Regions from separate parts of the Homo sapiens genome. Here region 2 is linked to region 1. Evidence: read pairs that join two places in POLR2A ChIA-PET (ENCODE). Cell type or tissue: A673. All regions are shown on one strand. Links, peaks and the distances in the headings refer to the core of each region. The heading gives the core; the rest is flanking DNA.

The links. Peaks named below come from ENCODE experiments on the same cell type or tissue, not always from the same donor. Only the 100,000 strongest peaks of a DNase experiment are listed, where the experiment ranks them.
Region 2: POLR2A ChIA-PET joins it to region 1 with 5 read pairs; 4 of 35 experiments call an interaction of 5 or more read pairs at or near these places.

Annotation. Positions count from the first base shown.
Region 1 is chr5:88,567,454-88,575,577 of GRCh38, reverse strand. The region is part of intron 2 of MIR9-2HG (MIR9-2 host gene); the gene reads left to right. Among named protein-coding and RNA genes, the nearest start is that of MIR9-2, 95 kb to the left of the region's middle. In A673, for the core only: no CTCF peak of the experiment used is centred there; no DNase peak of the experiment used is centred there.
Region 2 is chr5:88,663,069-88,671,192 of GRCh38, reverse strand. MIR9-2HG (MIR9-2 host gene) reads left to right here. Exons shown (of 4, transcript NR_152235.1): 2 at 108-157. It overlaps MIR9-2 (microRNA 9-2), which reads left to right and starts at 4,254; the gene lies at 4,254-4,340. RefSeq lists enhancers at 5,900-6,722, 6,723-7,546. In A673, for the core only: no CTCF peak of the experiment used is centred there; a DNase peak (open chromatin) is centred at 3,792; H3K4me3 peaks cover 2,772 bases; H3K27ac peaks cover 1,857 bases.

The sequences.
Region 1 (8,124 bases), core at 2,116-7,115:
CTGTTAACTTTACAATGCTTATTTCAAATCTAGTTACATTGTAATTTCCTATATAAGGGAAAAACATATTCTCCCAAGCTATTGACTTCCTAGATGTTCCTTGGGTGCTTCTGAAAGCTGCATTTGATGCTTTCCTTTCATAAGAGTATGATTTAATAAAGTATTATTTACTTAGCTCATGACTAAACACTAACTTAGCACAGTTGAAGAAATACCTTACCAGATTTCTCCAGACTGACTATGTTGGTCAGTAAAGATCCATTTATTTTAAACTACGTTTGAAAAACACCTAGTTTCATATTTTCTCACATTTTATCTGAGCAGTGCACAGTGTTTATTTGTAAAGTGGAAATGAATTTTAATATTGAACCTCTTACTGCTGTGGGGTTTAGAGTTGACTTCATATCATTAAATGCATGGATGAATTAGTGTATTTATTTGCATGTATGATATATCTGTATTTCAAAGCAAACATTTCAAAGGATCACTAAAATATGTATGTAAAGTTTGTATTTGCCTCCTAGTAATGTTCATAGAGGGTATGCACTACACAGATCTGGTTTTATAAGAAAAAATTGGACTGTTTGGAACTCCATTACTCAATTTTCATGGGCATATATGTAGGCAGACTTATATATGCAAATTTTGGAAGTGTTTATGACATAATTTTAAAATCTGACAGTAAATAGGTAAGATCAAATTCTACCCACAGGTGACTTAATATTGGTCAAAACAGTGTTTTTGCTTTTCTGTATTTATGACACAGAACCAAGATATACAGGGCCAAGCATAGTTTGTGAGACAGTTACACACATTTCATTTTAAAATATGGGCGCTTTACAGTAAATAACTTGAAACTGAGGACATATTGGAAATAGTGCCGGGGATTGTATGCCATTTTAGTTATCCATAAATGTAAACTCCTTTAATTATGCACAACATGATCTCATATTTTTTATACTCTTTTCCCTAGATTTTAGTTCTTACTTTTAATTTTATCACAAATAGATTTTAATCAGATTTAAACATGTACAAGAGCCTCGTTTCACTTTGATACATGTGTATCTGATTCCCATGGAAGTTACTGGGGGTTATGAATGCATACAGAGGGGAGAGTACACCCATAGCCTCCAAAACAAATTTAGAAAAATTTAAAATGCCCTGGAGTAATAAAGAGCTAGTCTGAGGGTTCAAAAAGAGGGTAAATACATGTTTTAAAGATGATTTTCGTAAAAACTCTTGTGGCTTTTTTGAAGCCCAAGGGAGGGATAGATGGGTGTGAATAGAAAAAAAGAATAAACTAGCAATTATGCCTAGGGTAAAAGTGTAAATTACAGTTTACCTTGGCAGAAAGCATGTGCATGGTAACATTTTTTAATGAGTGCTATTTGTAGTTCCAAGAGCTATGTAATCATTGTTTACTCCTTAGAATGCCCTTGTGAGGTTTGCATTACCTACCAATCAGCCTCATGTGACAATGACATGGAGACACGTTTATCATTCTGTTTTCAGGAACTAATATTTTAAGTGATCTACCAAGCTACCATCAATATGCCCTGTGCAAATGAGGAAACCTCAAGTTAAGGGGGGTTAGGAACTTTCCTCAATTACTTGAGAGACAGCATTTGGGTTGGGTTTGGTTAGGAATCATTCTCTTGCAGTATCTAAGAGACATGGAACACATTTGTTGCCATATATCATGCCTGCCTCCCCATTTTTCCACCCATTCCCTTCTTTCCCACAGTCAGACTTGTTATTAGTTATCAAGGTGCTAGGAAAATACATGCTTAGAACTGAAGTCTTGAATGCTATTTAAATGTTGGCCATCTTACCCTCTCCTTAAAAAGCATTAACAAATATTAACTCAACTGGTGAAACCAAGTAAAAATTTTTATCTTTACTACACTGAGGCACCATAACAAAAGTAACCTAATGCCATCACCAGTTGGGTGATATAATATACTACCTATGTGACTTGGCATTATGCCGTTCAATAAAGACCATAGAAGTAAAATCACAACACCTGGCTTCTAATTGAGTGCTTCTCAACTCCGGCTGCCTAGTAGAAATATCTGGTGAGCTTTCAAAACATACAGATGCCAGAGATACCCTCTTTCCCCAAAAGTCTAATTTACTTGTTTTGGGGGGAGGATCAGGCATCAGTATTTTCACAAACTTTTCAGATGAGTCCACTGTTCTACTTTCCATTTTAAAACTTCTAATTTTTGTGAATTCCTTTTAAGAACTCACACTCTCTTAAGCTTCTATTCTTGCATCTCTGAAATTGGGATAATATATACCTAGTCTGTCTCACACCATCTTGAAAATCAAATGGAGACTTGATTTTAAAACCTGTGAAAACTGTGACATGATGTACAAACATGAGATATGCTTGTGATGGTCAGGTTAGCTTTCTTATAATTTAAAATAGTAAAATTTGAAGGAAACTTCTTGGGAAGAAATCTCCAGTTTTCCTTCATTTTCCACAGTGGTTTTTTGATACAACTTCAGTCTATTTTAACTCAAGTATATATTGTGCACTTGGTGTGCAAAATGTATGCTAATGGATATTTGCCAACTCAATGGTTAGAATAGATAGTAGAAAGTGGGGTGTGTGTGTGTGTGTGTGTGTGTGTGTGTATAAAAGTTTGTCCATATAGATATCTGGGAAAACTCTAGATAGATTTAAAGAAAAGATACTGAGTAACAGCTATAAAAAGGTGATTGGCCAAAACATATCAGAGTTTATTCATTCACCCAAGAAATACTATTTTGAGGGTATGCCAGGCCTTCTGCCAAGACATAGAAATAGATTACATTGTCAATGTCCTCAAAGAATCTCCATAGACAATTTATAATGACAGACAAATAAGCCAATGCTTATAGTACAGAGACATGCAGGCTGCAGTTGAAGGTCTTTCAGTATCATGAAGAAGTCTGCAGGAGAGAAGTGAAGAGCCCAGGAATGTGGTCAGGTAAGGCTTACAAGAAGGCATAAAGTGTGAATGAACTGAGTCTTGAGGGACACCTGGAAAGAGGTCAGACTGAGGAAGGGGATGGGTCTTCCAGGCAAAAAACAAAAACAAAAACAAAAACAAAGCAGAAGTGCTAGAAAAGAAACGACAGAATGTGGCCCATTCAGGAAAGTGTATGAAGCACATGTAACAGTATGTTTGGGAATTGCTAGTGGATGAGGGAAGAGAGAGGTAGCCAGTGGCCAAACACAAATGGATTTAGAATTTATTCTGAAGGCCATGAAGATACATTTTATGTTATATAGGGGAGTAGCAGATTGGCTTGCTTTCGGTAAATTCAATCCCATAACCATAATGGAGGAAGGAAGATGGACTAGGTGAGAGATCCAACAGCTCACCACTGATGTAGTGTAGGCCAAAAATGAGAAAAGACTGAACAAAGACAGCGGCAGAAAGGAGTTGTTGACTATTTAGAGCCATTTAGGAGAGTTGAATCAATAAAATTAAGTGTCAGATTAATAATAATCACAAACTTTTTCTGAATAAAACCAACACATGGAAAACAGGATGTTAGAATGGGACTGTGGTAGGCTGAATAATGGCCCCCAAGATATCTATGTTCCAATTCCTGGAACCTGTGAATATATGACCTTAATATGCTAAAAGGGACTTTGCAAATGTGATACATTAATTATCCTGAGATGGAGACAGGCCCCTGGATTATCTGGTGCATCCAATGTAATCATAAGTGTCCTTATAAGAGAGCAACAAGAGGATCAGAGTCATTGGTAGTTGTGACAATGGAAGCAAGAAGTTGAATTGATTTGAGGAAAGGATCCAAGCTAAGGAATGTGGGTGGCTTCTAGAAGCTGAAAAAGGTAAAAGGTAGGAAGACAGATTCTACCTTTATTCAAAACCATCAGAAAGAAAACACTCTTACCAATATTGTGTCATTTTCCTCTAGCATCAGTAGTGAGATGTCATTCTCATTCATATTTATTTTAAACTTCTATTCTTTCATACTGGAAGTTTTTACAAAACTATCTGGAAATCTTGGTGTTCAGAAATTTTGGAAGGAATATACAGTTATAGGTCTTTTTAAAATTCATTCTGCTTATCATGTTGTGGTACATTTGATCTAGAGATGACCCTTCTCCACCTATGGATATTTTGTTCTACTTGTTTCTTGATTATTTCTCTTCCTTTCTTTAAAAAATCATTTTCAGACTTAGTTGTATGAATATTAGACCTCCTAGAGTAACTCTGTATCTCTTAAGTTTTTCTTGTATTTATGATCTATTTTTCTATTGTACTTTTTGTGATATATTCTCAACTTGGTTCTGTTTTTTAAATTAAATTCTTTATTTCAAATATTATATTGTAAATTTCCAGTACCTCTTTATTTTTCTTCTCATCTTTTCCATAGTTGCATGTTTTTGTTTTATACATGTGTAAACTCAATCTCCCTGAAGTTTTTTTTAATCTTTTTTTTTCTATTTACTAAATATTGTCTTGTTCCAGATTGGCATGCAGGAGGTTTATTAGGAAGTATCCTTGGGATCAACACCTGAGGAAGTGAAGAGAAGAAAAGGATTCAGGACTGAGCAGAGGGAAAAGTTGAGCTCCAATGCAATCTCAGTGGAGTTTTCATCCAAGCTTTGGGGAGTTCTGAAGCTGGGATTGTGAAGCAGGTTCGCTGTGCTCTGATTACCAACTTTTCTAAGTCTGGTGAGAGAGAGCATACTCATGTGCAGAAAGTTACATGAAGCAAGTTTATTACTTACAGATAGGCAGCAAGGGACAACAGAAGCCTAGGGTTCATTATGAATTGGTCCCCCAAGGCTCAAAAAGCTACTTGGGGTGCATGGAGATCCCCTGCACGCCCCACTTGCATCACAGCTCAGGGACCCTGGGAAGCAGCCTACCCTAAGTCTCAGGGCCACATGATCACTGGGCTAAAGTGTTGAAGGTCATCCTGTTCTAGTGGGAGATTGGGACAGAGCCCAGGCTGTTCTTGCCAGCTTCTCTCCACACCCATCTCAGGATGCTGCATTCCCAGCACATTCTATAGTTATTCTTAAGCAAGAAATAGGGGAGAACAGAGCCAATCCACAGCCACCTAGAGAACTATCCTGCAGGGATGACTCTTCAGTGTTTCTCCACATTGGGATAAGGAGGCTAGGACTTTATATATCCATGCTTCCCAGTCACTGGATATGGTAGCCATCAGGAAGGAGTATGATCTTGGGTGAGGTGGCTGTCTTCAGCCAATGCAATCCCTTATGGCTTTCTGGGGGCAGCTCTCCCAGCAACTGGAGAATAAATCATTTGTTTCTGAAGAGGGATCTGTGTGGTTTATCTCAGCATCCATCACATCTCTGCTTTTTGTTTTTTAAGGTTTGTTAGATTCTACTTGTTCCGCTTTTTTTCTCTCTTTGATACTATCATTTTTTCTTCAAATGTTTGGTGAGTTTAGGTTTTTATTTACATGTATGCCTGTCTAGGGAGTTAACATGACTAACTCCCTATCTGTTTGCCCTAATAAGGCTTTTCCTTGAGTAGAGGGACTAGCAGAGCTCTCTGTGTGTGGTTGGGCGCACAGACTGGCAGGACTCACTTTCAGATGCTCAGCTGGGGAAGTATCTGGCATTTCCAAATGCTAGAATGTGGACAGCCTTATTTTGGGGTGCTACTATCTCTGTTAGTTATCCCAGATGATTTTAACATCTCTTTGGAAGTTAATTATCTGATTTAAATATGGAATGTGGGGCAAACGCTAATTCTGTATGCCACATCAATCTGTGTGGGAGTGGCAGGAATGTGGTTCCTGAACAAAGAGCTGTCCATATTCCAATATTGCCCAAACTTGTTTGCCATAAAAATCACATGGGACTCTTGCTAAAAATCCAACTTCCTGGGTTATATTGCCAGACTCACTGAACGAGAGTCTTCAGGGATAAGTTCAGAGATTCTCTCTGTTTAACAAGAACCCCATGTTAATCTTATGATCAGCTGAGGTTTGTAACACTGCCTGTGGACAGTCTTTCAATCAATCACCTTCCTTATCCATCCCCAATCTTTGTACCTGTTCCTTTGGAGTCTCTCTGTGGCTTCATGGTCAGGAACAGTGCTTTTCTTTCTGTTAGAGCTTTTTCCTATGTTTGTTTGAAATGGAGGCTCCTACTTTTGTTTGCCTATTAATATGATAGTTTCTACCTGCTACTCATGTTACAGAACGTCATCAGGCTCTCTGGTCTTCCTGTTCTCAGAACAGTTATAAATATATTCCCTTTTGTACTTCTTTTTCAATGAGATGAGTTTTTAGAAAAGGGGGAAGGTAAACATGTACACTCAAAATACCCTCTTGAATCAAATCTCAATAATCACACTTTGGAAAAATCTCCTGAGCTAGGCTATTGCTAATGTGCAGTATAACAGATTGGATACGGGGATAAGGGAGGTAGGGCAGCTTTGGATAATCCTCAACAGTCTGGCTTTAGAAATTGGGCAATTTTTTTTATTATCATACTTCAAGTTTTAGGGTACCTATGCACAATGTGCAGGTTTGTTACATATGTATACATGTGCCATGTTGGTGTGCTGCACCCATTAACTCGTCATTTACATTAGGTATATCTCCTAATGCTATCCCTCCCCCTTCTGCCGACCCACAACAGGCCCCAGTGTGTGATGTTCCCCACCCTGTGTCCAAGTGTTCTCATTGTTCAATTCCCACCTATGAGTGAGAACATGCAGTGTTTGGTTTTCTGTTCTTGCGATAGTTTGCTCAGAATGATGGTTTCCAGCTTCATCCATGTCCCTACAAAGGACATGAACTCACGATTTTTTATGGCTGCATAGCATTCCATGGTGTGTATGTGCCACATTTTCTTAATCCAGTCTATCATTGATGGACATTTGGGTTGGTTCCAAGTCTTTGCTATTGTGAATAGTGCCACAATAAACATACATGTGCATGTGTCTTTATAGCATCATGATTTATACTCCTTTGGGTATATACCCAGAAATGGTATGGCTGGGTCAAATGGTATTTCTAGTTCTAGATCCCTGAGGAATCGCCACACTGTCTTCCACAATGGTTGAACTAGTTTACAGTCCCACCAACAGTGTAAGTGTTCCTATTTCTCCACATCCTCTCCAGCACCTGTTGTTTCCTGACTTTTTAATGATCACCATTCTAACTGGTGTGAGATGGCATCTCATTGTGATTTTGATTTGCATTTCTCTGATGGCCAGTGATGATGAGCATTTTTTCATGCGTCTGTTGGCTGCATAAATGTCTTCTTTTGAAAAGTGTCTGTTCACATCCTTCGCCCGAAATTGGGCAAATTTTTATGTATTTTACTGAAAAGAACAGAGAGGGGAAGGAACCATTTTGATGGGGAAAGATAAGGAGTTTCATTTTTCACAAGTCCAGTTTGATATGAAGGCTTAGGGAAGAGGTCTGATCTGGAAGCCTATCTCTGTGAGTTGTTCATTCATCCATTTATCAATTTACGTAAGTAAAGCACCTATTAATGAGGCATATATTAAATGCCACAACATGGAACTGGAAATACCTTATAGGGGATAGAAACAAATAACTAAGCAAGTGCAATAAAATGTGATACATGTAATGCTAGGGGAGGATCAGAGTGCTATGAGAATTCATAGGAGAGACACCAAACCTAGACCTGGTGATCTGGGAGGGCTCTGACATCTAGGCTGAGACTTACAAGATGAACTGGATGAGTCTGGTAAAGGAGCCTACAGAGGAAAGTTATTTCAGAAAGAATGAAGAGTCAGTAGGGAAGCTGAGAGCCAAAACAGAATACTGAAAAATTTCTGTACAACTTGTTTTTAGTAGAAAGGAAGGCAAGAGAGGAGGCTGGAAAGAAAAGCAAGGATGAGGTGATGTAGGATCTTATACAATGGGAAGTCACTGGAGAGTTTAAAATAATCATCCTAAACATGGATTTGATTTGAAATCTTGGCAATGGATGATATCACCCAGTGGTTCTCTATCTTTGGTCTGCATTAGAATCACCAAGAAGCTTGTTAAAAAAGGAACCTACTATGTGTAACATTGCATAAAGCCCTTTACATATGTTATCTTTTAAACCTCACCATCTCAGCAAGCGGGTGCTGT
Region 2 (8,124 bases), core at 1,068-6,067, 97 kb before region 1:
AAGGAATCATGTTAATAGCAATATTTTAAATGAAGCAATATCTATATGACTTCATATGTATACATATATATAAACTGTGATCATTTGTTTTCTTGACTATTTTTCAGATGAGACTGCAAAGAAGCATAAAATGAATAGACAATCCAACCAACCAAAGGTAATTTTAAAATTTACATTTGATAAAATCCAAGTGATGTACAAAATAGAGTATTATTTACTAGGCGGTAGGCATGCAGTGGGTTGCATATCTCCTAATTCATGCTCTAAGTTTCTATATGTGCAGCCTTCTCCTCTACAGGGAGCCTTTGTATATTATATATCAAGCATAATACAAATATAACCTGTAACTGCCTATAAAAAAGAAATTCAAGATACAGAGTAAATAATAGAATACTTTTGTTAGAAAGTAAGCCAGTCAGGTACCTTGCCTGAACTATACAAATCACTGTAAATTAAATGGCTTTTATGTAGAAAATGGTAGTCTTGACTGTACTAGTGCACTGTGGTTTACATGCATTTGAATCATACAAACCAAATATTAAAAGGGGATTTCAGTGATAGGCCAGTTCTTCATGTGCTTTGCAGTAATCTGAATAGGATTCAGAGGTGTTCTAAATATGGTGACAAACCTAATGTATTTGAATTTATGAAATAGCATAATTCTGATCCAAATAATGTGGAAAACGTAACTTTTCACTTTTAACTGAAATAGAGATTGTCTACTCCCAGGTAAACCAGAATGTTTCAATTCATGTTTCAGCCATCTGGAGATCTATAAAAAGATTAGAAAACAAGCATGACAATCACGTCCTAATCTACTGGCCATTAATGGGAATTTATTAGTGAATGAGCAGGCAAACCATTTAAATTCAGTATATCCTTCAGAATGCAGATTTCAAAACTGGTATTCTGCTCAGCTTAATAGCTATTTGAAAGCAAAAATATCTGATATAACATGTAGGTGTTAATAGTTGCTCTTAATATGTGACAGACATTGCTAGGAATCTTTAGGGCTACACAATTGTTTCAACTTGTCTCACATCCTATATAATAATACAGTCTTTGAAATATGTATAAACCATCATATAAACCTTGGCAATATTCAAAATAATCAGATGCTCTGTGTTAAGCCTTACTGTGTAGTTTTTATTTCTGCATATCCTGAGAGATGGTGGAGAGTAAAATATTTAGTTGGCTATCTGGCTAATGAACAGACTGCTCATAATCCTAATGTTGGTTCCTTTCACTTATTGGGACTCCCATGATGAGTCTATGTTATATATGCCAGACATGGGGACCAGGCCCGGAGTCCAGTTGATATGACTATGTGGCATTGCCCTAGAAGATGCTGTTTTAAGACAGTATCTTCTATAGCTTTTAATTGTAAAAGCATCTCAAATGTTCAGTGTCTTGGCTTTCATGATGGATACTTTGGTTCTAAAAATGCATTTAGTTGCTAAGTGTGGAAATATAGCCATGTTACTTTGCAAATTCACACAGATATGGGGGTGATAAACATGCACAGACAAATGCATGACATCTCTTTGCTTCCACCAGCCCCCACCCAAGTATATATAAAGCAAAAAGATATTCTAAAAATACCTGTCATCTGACCACATGCTTGCTTTATGTAATACATGCCAAATCACTAATGATTCTGCATCTGTGTCTTGGAAAGCAAGGCCACAATACTCTCACTCTTCCAAGGCGGCAGAGCTCATTAGTGTTTTATGTAATGTCTAAGGTGGAATGTGCCTCAGTGATGTGTTACATTTTTATTTAGTAGTGTATGTTGTGACCAGCTAGTTCGAGAAGGAACAGTAACTTCATGGAGGTGTGTTTCTCTGAGTTAGTTTTTGGTTTGCTTGTGCATTTTATGTATAACCCAATGCAGCCATTTCTGATTGTACCTCTTGTACCATAATTTGGTAAGAAAAATAGATGAACAATTTCAACAGCTTAGTCTTTTCTAAATAATCAGTACTGGAATGTTCACCAAAAAAAGTAAATAAATAAAAAATCTAGGGAAAAGTTGGCATCTATGTTACTAAATCATATCTTTAATTGGTGTAATATTGTAGTTTAAACTCTTGATTATAAGCTTTTCCTAACTATTCTGATTTTCTTGCTAGTCTTTTTTATAGGGTTTACATATATGTGCTCTGTATATAATTCAGTAAGCATGTTCACATTCATGTCATAAATGAATAAGTCACTGAATTAATGAAAGAGTGTATGTTAATTCCAAAAGTGTTTTAGTTGTTGGGGAAAATAATCTATAGAATTGAGAGTATTGTGATAAAGTAGTCATGTGTGCAATGAATATTAAGATTACTCTAATAGCATATATTTTAAAGAATAGCAATATGACCAAACATAACTTGAAATTTTGAAAAGCAGTTCATAAGGTTCACCCTTGGTAAATATGAATTTAATGTAGACTATCTTAGATGTTCTGTTGAGGGACATTTGAATATTACAACTGCATGTATTATAGATGAGTTAGACATAGATTACTCATTACTAAGGAGAGAGAAGAAGAAAAGGACTCTTTGAAGTGATCATATTCACACTTTGAAAAGTTCTAAGAAAAGGAATGAGGCTAATTAATTAATAAAACAACATTCCCCTCTAGATAGAAGAAAGGTGGGGGTTGGAGAAGGGGAAGGTAGGGCAGAGTTATGCTCTTAACATCCAGGTGTTTTATATGTGTTCTTCACGAGGTAACAACGTTTTTTTTCATAGTTTCAGAAGCAAGACTATTACATTATCCTTTTGTATGAAAATTGATGTTTAAAACAATAGACAAAGGCTCAGGATTTTCATTACAGCAGAGTTGTGTACAGCATTAGAAACTATTGCTGCAAGGTTTACCTGTGCTGCATTCTAACGCACACACCCTACATATGTAGTCATTTTTTAAAAACCACGATGAAGTCCGCTTGCTTAGAGCATTCAGTTCGAACTTACAGAACAAAATATGCTGCCCTATCGCCATGGTACATAGATACAAAACATGACTGAGCTGTGAAGCCATTAAAAACACACCACCAGAGCAAATTGTCAATGTAATCACACATCGACTCACTGCGTAATACAGATCTGATTCCCAGCCCCAGAAAACGAGGCCCTGCTTTAAGCAATAGCAAAGTGCCTTCCATCTGTCTGCCTATGCAATCTGCCAGAAGAAAAATGCAGGCAAAGACGTTCCCCAGATCTGAAATGCTTTTATCTGTCCTTAGAGAGAGATTTCTTCCAGTCTTTGGATACTAGAACGATCTACACTAGCACGGAGGAGGTAAAAGGCCGCGGGTTGCTTTTCCAGGAGCAGTCGGTAGTGCTAGCGGAAGAGATGTTGATTGAGAAAATAGGGATTGTTGCAATGCTGCCGCTACTGCTGCTGTCGCTGCCGCTGCTCGGGCAGCAGGCGTGGGGCAGTTGGCTGATCACTGATGCATATCAATAACCATGTACTTGAGATTTCTCATGACATCATCATTACCTTGGTCTCCCGCGGTCTCGAACCTTTGACCTTGCCGGGCTGGTCCACAATTTGGCAGTGAAAGCCCCTCCAATGATGGCCCTTTTCTCCTTCTTTCAGACCGGGGGCAGCAGCAGGCCAGCAAGACGGCATCTTCTCCTTCCCAGCCTAGAAGCCCTGTGAAATCGAGGATCTTCCCCCTAAAACACATACACACAAGATATGTGCAATCAAGCTGCCACCGCTTGGTAAAAAGCCATGGTGCCTAACCAAAAAGGATCAGGAACAGATCCTTGAATCAGCTGTCACTTCTATAGAATGGGATTTTTTTTTCCTTCCTCCTTAACCTGCGCTGGAAATTGCCGTTGGCTTTATACATCTCTATAGAGAGAGGCTAAAGAGTCTTGCGTGAGAAAGAAGCAATTTACAATGCAAATAGAGGCCTGTGAAGGGACGGATGCTGCTGCTCACTCGTAACAGCTTGCTGCACCTTAATAGCTGGTTTTATTTTCTGATATTAATAGATGAATTGTTGGCTAACGCTGCCGGAGATTACTTGCTGAAAGGAAAAAGAAAAGTTCGGAATAAACTCTGAAGGCAACAGATCTCGTTTGGATGTTTTAGCCGCGCACACACACAAACAGAAACCAGGTCATATTTACATAAAAGGAGGAATCTTAAGCGCGGCAAGTATCCTGGACGACCACTCTTCGGTACTGCCAGAAAGGATCAGGACCTGGAGTCTGGCAAGAGGAAGACAGAGGCCTGTGTGGGAAGCGAGTTGTTATCTTTGGTTATCTAGCTGTATGAGTGTATTGGTCTTCATAAAGCTAGATAACCGAAAGTAAAAACTCCTTCAAGATCGCCGGGGAGCGTGTGAGAATGAAAGACTACAGCCGAGAGACAGTAAAAACCAGAAAGGTCAGGAATACTTATTGAATCTAACTTTGTTTTTGTTTTGTTTTTTTCCTTATGATTAAAGGTGGGATGAGAGAAAATTAAATGACACACACATGCTAAAATATCAAGGTTCCAGATATGTCTTGAGAGGGGTTGTTGCAGCTGCAAAGGAGAAGTGTATAGTGATAATGAGTAAAGATGCATGTGCAGTTTGTTCTATTTTAAGGCAAAAGTTATATCAGGGATTTTTTTCTTAGAAAGGTGTTGCAGAGATGTCTGGTACCTAGTTTAAAAATGATTCCATAATATGTAGACTTGGGCAGTTCCTTTGGGAGGCACCTCCCTCTCAAAATTTGAAGATTGTGCTTGGAAATTACTTTACATGTATTTGGGCTGTATGTCAATTTGTACGAAATTAGACTTTCAGAAAAGTTTATACTGGAAGGTTAATAATTTGTATCTACTGAGGACTTAGAGCTAGCAGGCAAAATGAAAAAAAAAAAAAAAAAAGCAAGGGCTGATTTTTATTCTTCTATTCAAAATACAAGGACAGATGCTTCTCTGTTCCAAGAGGGTTTCCTTGAGGAAGCTACTGAAGCAGAAAGACATGATGGAGACGAGATCGCCTCCCCTCTTGTCAAAGTGTTAAAAAAATGTTCTGTCTTACTCTGCGCCTAGCATTGGAAATGAAAGTGACATTTACGCCACAACCCACGTGTGCGCCTCCTCTCTTTTTGTTTAAGGATGATCAGGTCTATCCAGGAAACAGCTCTGGCATCCCAAACTGAAATAATTAGGACGTATATAGACCTGACAAAAATGGAAAGGGGGTGGGGAATCTGAGGGTCTGTCTTGCCTAATTGATTCCGCTAAACGGAATGCAGGAGATGTGAACGGCAGGACGCTCCGATTCCCACGCTCGGGGGCAAGTGATAAAGCGGGGCCGGGCAGCCTATGACAGACAGCCCTGTTGGGGGGTGGGGGTATGAAAAAAACATCAAGTGCACACACCATACTCATCTCCATCGCTTAAGAAAGTAAAGGCATTTCCCACCCACAGCCATCTGCAGCTTCCCAAATGGCAGCACCAACTGGTCTGTAGCTGCTACATAGTCTGCTTCTGTTAATTTTTTAACCACTGTTTAATCTGGCCATAATTAAGTTTGGCTTTCTTCGTTGTTTGAGATTTTCAGAATTCAAGGCAAGCTAGTAGAAAGCAATTCCAAGAAAGTCCCATGACTGCCTGCCCCTAATGTCAAAATCTCAGTCCATGAGATTATGGCCTTGTGACCACATTTTTGCTTTTGTTTTGGGTGGGCAAATGTGTATAGAGATAAAATACATATCTCTATATAACAGTCGTTATTATAATTTCATGAGGCTTTTTACCTCTTAACATGATACATCTAGGAACTTGGTCTAATTGTGCTAGTAGATATACACTAGAAGTAAAACTATAAAGTCATTAGCCTGTAGAAAGTTGATTATGATAACAATATGATAAAAAGTTTGTTTTGGAATAGTCTCAGCTAGATGGGTCTAAATAGCCATTTTAATGTAATCTAAAAATAACACTATGCCTAGCAGAAACTTTGGCGCTTTGGAGGTCCCCATTGTCGCCTTTTCATAAAAGTCCTTAAGTTTTCCATATGTCACCAAGCAAACATTTGTATAGGCATTTACACAGAAATATAACCATTGCAATTAGAAAATATCCAAAATAGCCTGTTATCTTCCACGTGGCCTAGATTATTGACAATCCCAAATATACAATTTTTCTTTAAAAGTAGTACAATTTCCTTTGTAGCTTCAATTCCTTATATGACTTCAGACTGGAGAAGCCTGTTAAACCACTGTTAGTTTCAGTTAGAAAGTCTGAGAGACTTTATACATAAATTCTCAATTTGGCTGCTGTACACGTGCCAGAGTTTTACTACTGTAGTGACCGTTGAGAAGACCCTTGTTTATTTACATTTGAAGCACTGTTTGTGCAAACAACCTTTCATTGTTAAGTGCCTGTATTCCTTTCATTTACTTCATGTCCAGGGGTGCTATTTACCTAGAACCATTGTCTACTACAATTAACATTTACATTACAAAGTGTGTGGTTTTCTTTTTCAAGGAGGTTCAATTAAGGCAATAAGATGTTTGCTGGAGAAACCTATTGTTTACTGAAAGCACTCAATGAAGTCAAATTACTGAAGCTTTTGCCTACATCTTGGTCTTTTATGTAAATATGTTAAATATAACATCTAAGGAAAATAAACAATATTATAATTATGTGTTTGCCATTGTCATATCAAACTTGCTTTGTATCATACTAATGTTACATAACTTATCGATCAATAAAAATACATTTCAATGTTATTATTTTCATTTTATTTTTTGCTGTTCCACTGCCCTTGGTGCAACATGTCCCAATTTTTCTTTTTTCTATTACACATCAAACTTCTGACATTTTGTTTTATTTGTGTGTGTTGAAGAGAGGTACTGTATCTGAGCATAGGTTTGAAGGGTGTTGGAAATAATCTGTACATTGACCTTATAATAAGGTGATATTTCTTTGAAACCCGTAATATTCCAAAGGCATGTACATTTAAGTCAAAAGAAGTGTAAATATCAGTTAAGTAGTTCTTTGAAACCTAGTTTTAACATTGGCAGAAACCGGATCAAGTTTATTTAGCATACCACTGCATTGTAAAACAGTTGGAGTGAAGTTGCAGGTTGCGTGAGTATGCATGTTAACTAGTGGGAACCAAGTGCAGTCTTTGTGAAAGGGGAGCAGCAGATTGCTGTGCAAGGCCAATGTTAAAAAGGCAGCTGAATTTAACACCATCTGGAAGAAAAGATCCCTTCACGACTTTCTCACACCGTCAGACAAAACTAGTGTCTCTTGTTCCGAGCCCTTGTCTATGCAACCATACAATACTGAGTCATTATACTTTTGCTGAGAGAAAATTTGAGAACACAATATGGGTAACCAGTGAATGACCAAGTTTCATTGTGCCCGCTTAAGTCGATTGAAATCTACGTCTAGAGCTATGAATGGTAGTATTGTTTTCCTCACCAGGGCTGTACTAAATGTCAGCACAGTGTAAAGAAAAACTGTAAAGAAAAGTCTGCAAATAACTTACCAAATCTCAATTATAATATTTTCCCACACTAGAACTAATATCATTGCGAGGGGCTACATTGCAGAAAATACAAAAAGAAACGAAAAGAAATAGTTCATTTAGAAGTTATTTTATCCAGACAAACATTTTAATTTTCTGATGGGAACTTCAATTCAGGCTTCAGGCTGGGATGAGAGGTGGAATTCAGTACTGGCGAGTTCAAATTACAAAAATTCTGCTTCTGCAATTAAAATACCATAAAACAAACACCTAGCCCCACCTGAAGTTCTCTATTCTTAAATATAAATGGACTCTATGTGGGTTTTACTACTTTAGTCCTGCATAGAATTGTTAGTGTGAATCTAGCTTAAATTTTGCTTTAAATTATGGCACACTGCTCTTTCAAAGTTTGCCACTGTGATTGACATTGCAAAAGAACATCATTTCCCAAAATATTTAAGAATATTCTGGCACCTCCCTAGGCGGATTCTGGCGTGCCCAGGAATACACTTCCTTTTTATGTTATGCCCCTCCCCCTACTTTCTAACTTTTTCCCCCTCATGATGTGTGTAAATCAGTTATCCTTCGGTTTAACATTCACGAAATCTATTTGACTGTAAACAGTCAGAA